Linked DNA regions of Homo sapiens: regions 2 and 3 are each linked to region 1. Evidence: chromatin loops called from intact Hi-C (ENCODE). Cell type or tissue: Caco-2. All regions are shown on one strand.

Evidence for each region. Peaks named below come from ENCODE experiments on the same cell type or tissue, not always from the same donor. Only the 100,000 strongest peaks of a DNase experiment are listed, where the experiment ranks them.
Region 2: it touches region 1 in a loop (4-fold over the local background); 3 of 110 quality-filtered maps call a loop at or near these places.
Region 3: it touches region 1 in a loop (6-fold over the local background); 3 of 110 quality-filtered maps call a loop at or near these places.

The regions. Positions count from the first base shown.
Region 1 is chr12:24,562,819-24,565,318 of GRCh38, reverse strand. No RefSeq gene overlaps it. Among named protein-coding and RNA genes, the nearest start is that of LINC00477, 20 kb to the left of the region's middle. In Caco-2, no CTCF peak of the experiment used is centred here; DNase peaks (open chromatin) are centred at 1,178, 1,538, 2,188 and 2,358; H3K4me3 peaks cover 1,809 bases.
Region 2 is chr12:24,615,245-24,617,744 of GRCh38, reverse strand. LOC105369698 (a long non-coding RNA gene) reads left to right here. Exons shown (of 3, transcript XR_001749046.2): 2 at 1-142; 3 at 240-2,388. Among named protein-coding and RNA genes, the nearest start is that of LINC00477, 32 kb to the right of the region's middle. In Caco-2, no CTCF peak of the experiment used is centred here; DNase peaks (open chromatin) are centred at 1,544 and 1,634; H3K4me3 peaks cover 595 bases.
Region 3 is chr12:24,778,056-24,780,555 of GRCh38, reverse strand. No RefSeq gene overlaps it. Among named protein-coding and RNA genes, the nearest start is that of BCAT1-AS1, 41 kb to the left of the region's middle. In Caco-2, CTCF peaks have their summits at 1,235 and 1,436 (motif pointing right); no DNase peak of the experiment used is centred here.

The sequences.
Region 1 (2,500 bases):
TGTAAATGACAATCCCTTTTCAAACGTTAAGTATGTTCATATAAGTAGTAGCGAGAGGCAACTTGTTTTGTAGTTGGGCCCTGTTTGCTTCTTGCACAGTATTTAAGGAACTGGGCCTGACATAGTAATAGCTAACTTTGTAAAGCAACTACATATGTACTATGAGAATAAACCATTCAACAAACAACAACAACGACAACAACAACAACAACAAAAAGAGAAGAAACCATTCAACATACACTGGGAACTCTTAGAATAAAAGTAACACTTAAATTTAAGGTGGAGTACGATCATCAACGAATTCTTATGCCATATGTGCAAGTGGCTCTGATGTGAAACTTGCATGGTAGAGAAAATGTAAGGAAAGGAAACATATAGGAAATGTGTTTCATGCACACACACACACAATTTTTTCACACAGTTGATGAAGCTACATTGAACCAGCAATTTGAATATTATTATTATCCATCTCTCTCATTAAATACTTAGGAACACATAGTAAAATTGCTTAAGGATGGACATTTAGATTGCCATATCCAGAGTTATATCCAAGCAGCAAATGATTGCACTGCTTATAAATTCTAGGCAGATGATAATTTAAAGTCCCCACGAAAGCCCTGAGCTTATTTGATTGTTCTCTTAATTACTGGGCTCTATGCTATCAAATATTTGTGTAAGAGGAAGCTTTTCTTTGTGGGAGTGGATAATAGCTGTGCTTACACTTTGAAATTTTTGCCTTGAGTTATTAAGATTTACATTTCTCACTTTTGTTCCAGGGAAAGGTGTTTAGCCGTTTTTAGAAAACAGGTACCACATAATCAATCATCAAACACCCGGGAAAGTTTCCGCCCTTGACAAGTGTAAAATCTCAGGTATTAGCAACCCACCTCCAGAAACAAATCTACCAAGGGTGGAAAGGGGTAGAAAGGATGTCTCACTTTCCTAGGTGAATATATTGTGATTGGTATGTGTGGCATGCATTGAGAAATTACATTTGCTTACTAACTGCCGTTTAGAAATCAGCCCGAAAAAGTCTGGGAGAGATCGCCCAGAGACAGCCAAGCCCCGAGCCTCGCTCCCAAGCTCCTCCGGAGTCCTGCTCTTCTAGGCGCGTGAAGAATAAATAGAGTCTGGTCATTGATCTCCTGATGGTGTTGTTGCACTCTGGGTAATGCTGGGGGTGCCCAGGGACGCGGCGCAGTCCATGGTTGCGCGTCTGCAGAGAATTACAGAGATGGGGACAGAGAACACGCACCTCGGCATAAAAGCAAAAGGAGAGAAGGCTACAGCGAGGAAAAGAAACGTGTTGCTCGAATTGTTTCCTTAGTCCCCTTTCCATCACCCCCTTCCCAACACGCAGCCACCCCCGTGAATGCTCTCCCTTCCCCCTGCTCTTTTCTGGACACTAGCTCTGGGAAGATCACTGTCAGGAACCCCCGCCCCCGCCCCACCCTGGTTTGAGATTTAATAGGATTTTTTTCCCCTGGCAAACCGGCAGCTGTTTTAAGTCAATGAAAGTAAGATTAGAAGAGATAAGCGCCGGAGCAGCCCGGGAGCTGTCAGAGCACACACTTAAATCAGCCCCACAGCTTCTGCTCAGGGCATCACCGACGGAGTTTCTTCTGATGGGGATGGGACTCTGAGGGTCTCTCTCGGCTCCACGCGCCCACTCAAGTGTCGCGGCAGAAAGAGTCGGAGCCCAGCGCCCAGCCTTATTTCTCCCTAAATATCACTAAATTTCATTCCCTGGTTCTTGGGCATTGGGTTGGGGTGTGTGTGTGTGTCTGTGTGTGTGTGTGTGTGTGTGTGTGTGTGTGTGTGTGGTGATTTTTTTTTTTTTTTTGGCTTCGCTTAACACAAAACCAAACCAGTTCAACCACCCCGGAGGCAGAGATGAGAGCGCCTCAAAACTTTTTTCCCCTACCCCAATCTCCGAGGAGTAGGTGGGTGCACAGTGCCGGCGGCGGCGGGGACGCGCGGCGCGGAGCCTGGCTCTGGGAGGCAGTGGCCGCTTCAGCAGCCGAACCTCTCGCGGCTCCAGCCTCCGCGCCCAGCAGCCCGCGGCTCGCCTCCCGGAAAGGTTCCACGGACCCCGCAGCCCCCCGCGCGCGCCCTCCCTGCCGGCCCGACCGCCTGACCACTGGACTAGGGGGCCGGGAGGGGCCAGGTCCTGGGCGCAGAGCAGCGGCTGAGGCTCAGGCGCCGGGAAGAAGTTGACAAAGGGACTTGACTAAACATGAATGCGTATTTATAGATGCGAGCTCCATCGAGATCTAGAGATATCCCGCTCTCCCTGGCTCCTTCCACTCCTGCCATTTCATTTTTATCGCTCCTTTAAGTGGAGGGCAGATAAAAAAAAAATTCCTGCACGGTGTGGGTAATCGCCGCGTTATTTACAATCTAGTTACTCTGCAGCAGACGGGGAAGAAAACTCTGGGGCTCCTTCCCTTCGGATGGATAGAGAGGGCGGCCGGGCGGCGAGCTGCAAGAAGGAGGTCAG
Region 2 (2,500 bases), 52 kb before region 1:
TGGAGTTTCTTTGAATTGAGAAGCCCCCCAGGGATGCCAGAGGAGAAGGGAAAGGAAACAAACCTGACTCACCACCGTCTAGTTAGGTTACAGTTTAAAGTGAGTAACGAAGCTGTGTGACCAGCAGCGTGACCTTCAGCTGGTAAGTGCTCCTCGTGGATTTACAGTTAGGAGCCTTTTAATTCATGTTCTAGTCTTGTCCAATATAGGACTTAATTAATCCCTCTGTCTTTTTGCAGCCTAACTTGGAACAATAAAATGAAACAACTTCTGGAGATGCTATATGGCTTTAATTCCATAGATCCATGGTTTGCTAAATCTCAACATTCAAATATATTAATGTTAACCTCTCTGATTGATACTGTTTTTTGGGGTGGTGATTATTTTTATATATGTCTATACAAATCTGGTGTTATTGTCTGTATAACTTTTATTAATTCATGCTATTTTCACTCTGACATGGTCTCACTATTTTAAAAGGGAAAGTGCTGAAGAGTTTAGAATAATGTTTTTTTCCCCTTGGCTCACAATAAAACCAATGTGAAAGAAGGGATACAATCTTGCCCTAAATAATTATATTGGCTAAGGTCCAGTTAGGTGAAGAATATTAGTTCCTAATCATTCAAATGGCAAGAATTTCTTCTTCACTCAGCTGCACAGGCTGGAGTTCAGTTTCCTTGGAAGGGAATTTGTATTAGTATCATGTTTTAGGAGCATCCATTATTTTCAGATAGAATTACCTGAATGTAAATAATTCCAATGGAGAGACAGAAAAATAGCAATGTATGAATACTGAAGTTTAGGAATAGTCAATCTCCATTTTCTCTGGATTCGGTAACAATCTATGCTTATGATCAGTATACCTCAAGGGAGATTAGTAATATTTATTGAACTTTCAAAGTGCTTGGGAGTGATGGTCAGAGGAGAAGCTGAGAACATGATTCCTGCATTCGAGTGTCTTTCTTAAAAAAATATAAGATCTGTTGAGGTTGCTCCACGTATTTTCATTCGATATGATAGTGTCCTAGAAAGCTATATGTAAATTTATGGTTCTGCAGATTAAATCTGGTTTTCTTATTTTGTTTCAACAAAATCTTCTTACCTGCTTTACATTTTTATTTGTCGGTCCAAGCAGATTCATTAAGGTTTGAGAATCCAGTGATAGAAAATTGTTGCAAAGTACATGAAACAAGTACTTCATCACAGTTCTCCCAGTTCTGAGAGGTATGGTGGGCTTAAAAAGAAATACAGACCTGTTCTCAGTTTGCTTCAGAAAACAATCTTGCACTAAGTAAACCACCCATTTCACATTTCTCAAATCCAGTGTTTGCTCAGTTTGTTTTGTTGACACTAGGCATAATCCTCTCCATGGGTAAGCTGTTGAGAAGTCCCTCTAGGTGAGCGAGCTGCTCCCTGCCATCTTCTAAGTGATTGCTTCTTCTCTTACTGCAGCTCACTGTGGCTGTGATCATGGCTCTCACCTCACCAAGAGAAACTGCCTGAGCTGTAGCAACCAAAGTTGGGACAGGAGTACAGTTAGTACCACTTTCCCCAAAAGATGGGACACCCACTATGGATTCATGAACTCCTCCTTATGTCAGAACGCAGATTATAAAACTGAATATCTTGTAAGGGCACCACGCTGTGTGCTAGGATGTAGATTCCTTCTCACTGACTCAGGGAGGACATTCTCTCTCTTTTTACTTATGATAAGAAAGGTATGCCTGGCCTATATTGCAAAACTTCCATGCCTGTATAAAGGGCATTCCCACTTTTTTCAGTTTAGTCTTCCACTGAGGGACAAAAGATTCTGAACAAGATCAAGGGGATAAGGCTGCACGGAATTCTCAAAGCTTCAGCTTTCACAAGTAGCACCTAAGGTTGCTGAATTCTATGTTAGTTTTATTTTTAATTTTTAAGGAACCTCTGTATTGTTTTCCATAATAATTGTATCAATATAAAATCTTACCAAGAGTGTACAAGGGTTCCCTTTTCTCTACATCCTAGTCCATACTTGTTGTCTTTTGTCTTTTTGAGAATAGCCATTTTAACAGATGACATAAAATCTCATTATGGTTTTGATTTGCAGTTTCCTGACGATTAGTGATGTGAAGAATTTTTATCATATACAGGGCCTCCTCGACTTATAATGGAATTCTCTTCCGATAAATTCGTCGTAAGTTGAAAATATTGTGACTTGAAAATGCTTTTAATACATGTAATCTGCCAGACATCATAGCTTAGCTTCGTCTACCTTAAATGTGATCAGAACACTGACGTTAGCCTTCAGTTGGGCAAAATTATTTAACACAAAGCTTATTTTATAATAAAGTTATTATAAAGAATTTCACATCAAAATTCAAAATTCTAAGTACAGTCTCTACTGAATGTGTATTGCTTTTGTACCATCATAAAGTTGAAAAATCAAAAGTTGAACCATTGCAAGCTGGGACTGTCTTGCACTTGTTAGCCATTCGTATGCCTGTTTTTGAGAATTCTA
Region 3 (2,500 bases), 220 kb before region 1:
AGACAGGGTCTTGCTCTGTCACCCAGGCTGGAGTACAGAGGTGCAATCAATCATAGCTCACTGAAACCCCAAACTCCTGGGCTCAAGTCATCTTCCAGCCTCAGCCTCCTGAGTAGCTGAGGTGTATACCAACATAATGGGTTAATTTAATTTTTTTTTTTTTTTTTTTTGTAGAGACAGGGTTTCACTATATTGCCTGGGCCTGTGATGAACACCTGGCCTCAAGAGATCCTCCTGCCTCAGCCTCCAAAAGCTCTGTGATTACAGGTGTGAGCCACCATGCCCAGCAATAATTTTTTTTTTTTGCCTCTGTTCTGTACTAAATTCTCTTACTCTAATTTAATAAAACAAGTGATTGATATCTTCAGTGTGATGATTCGTGTTGTATAATGCAGCATTTTGATACTCAAGCAAACCCATTATATTAAGAGGAAAAGATGGTGCCTTCTGGGCATGTAGGGAGCAATGTGTTTGGAGAGATTTAGAAACACTTGATGATCTCAATATCAGCTCAATCACTGTTTTCATTCCTTTTTCAAAAACAGTACATTAAATATACTTATTTTCTGAATAAAAGCAAACACAGCCCTGAAGGATGAATATCTTTCAACTGAAAGTGAAGGCACGCAAATACATACCCACTCAGAAAAACCACAAACTCATGGGAACTGAACATTTAATGCTCTGAAATTCTAAGACCACAGACTAGAAATATAGATAATGACAGGACTATCAAGGGGACGAAACATAATGTCAAGAAGACATCTCACTTCCGTCTAGGTAAGTGACTTCTTAATCTCTTCTAAGCACAGTTCAAGACTTTTCCTGAAAGCCTCCTCCACCACTCAAGGGCCAGTCCAGGAAGACATCGCTCCTCTACAGGTAAAAAGAAGGAATCACGGGAAAGACAATATATTTGCACAGTGACTACCCCAAATCACTGTTTATTCTGAGCACAACTGTTTTCTACTTGGGCTCTTAATTTAGTGAAATTAATGTTCAAAGAGACTAAATCATGTGACTAAAAAGAAATACAAGTCATTAAGGGCCACACACACATGAAGAAAGATATGCTTTAAAAATTACAATTAATTTGTAAAATCTACTTAAGGAAAGGAGAAACCAAAGCTGTGATTTCCTATTGAAGAATCAGGGAACTGGCAACAGTTTTAATTTTCAGCAGCGTCATAAAACAGGAGAGCATTTTATTGTAAATCCAATGTTGTGGGCAAAATGTTTCCACAAGCAAATATTAGAAATTTATAGAAATTATTTACGTTGTATTTGTGCGCTTCATAGGAGCAGCGTGAGGAATTATGTGTGATGAGTGGTAAAAGTGAAGTAGGGTGGGAGGGGGTAGGGGTGCAGAGATAAGATGGCCAATGGATGAGGCTGGTATCTAAGGGCTTATAAGAGATCAGTTTCATTTAAAACTGACTCAAATGACCACCAGAGGGACTCCAAAGTTCACTCATTGATTCTATACTTCAGGCAAGAACTGTTTTAGAAGATTCATACATGGTGTACTCATACACCATGCTAAATAGTTAAAATATAGATAAAACACAGCAATAGGTGTTAACCATTAATTCAGGGAAAGAAACTCAGTTGCTTAAAATTGAGAGCTTTCAAAGATCAATAGTGAGGGTAAGAAAAAACCCCAATAATCATCAATGAGAGATTTGTTAAATAGCTAAATTTGGTCTGTGTTCCCTGCTAACGATCTAAGACACTGTTAGGCAGGCAGGGTTTTATTTCTCTGGATTTTCAGTGTCTCTGTTCTGCCAGAAGATGTTGCTCCAATATAGCTAGGCTTTGGAGGACAAAGTAATGTGGCATGAAATGTGGGCAGACTGGGTAAAAATGTAAACTGTGCAAGTGTGTAGAATTAAGGCACAAAGATATCCATTATATGGGGAAAAGAGGGCCTTACTGTAGTATGTGTCCTCACTATAAATAGTTTAGCAAAATGTAAACATGAAATATTTCCCCAGTGATATTTGCAGCCACATAAACAGTAGCCCTACTTTTCTTTTCATTAAATCTCATTTCTTAATAAAGGGACTTCTGTAGGGTAAAATCTGGGCAAAACTGAATGATCTGTAACTTTTTTATAACCAAGTATAGTATACATAGAATAAAAACTGGAATTTAAAATCAGCAGTTTTCTTTTTTCTTTTCTTTCTTTCCTTTTTTACAAACACAGCTTTGCTTTAATGTATAAAATCCCATATGTTATAGAAACAACCACAGTGGGTACATTAAGGAAGACAAACTAACAAAGGATTAAGGAAAATGGAATACAGTTCTCTTTTCCATAGAAGTAGGGTTTCTTCTGATATTAGCAAGCAAAATTCAAACTGAATACTTCTTTTAAAAATCTTATGTATAGTCATTCAAAATTTTAAACCTGATTATTAAAAAGAATGTCTTTTAACTGAGTTAAAATGCGATTTCACTCACACTTAATCCAGAATATATTAATTTTACTTTCAAAATT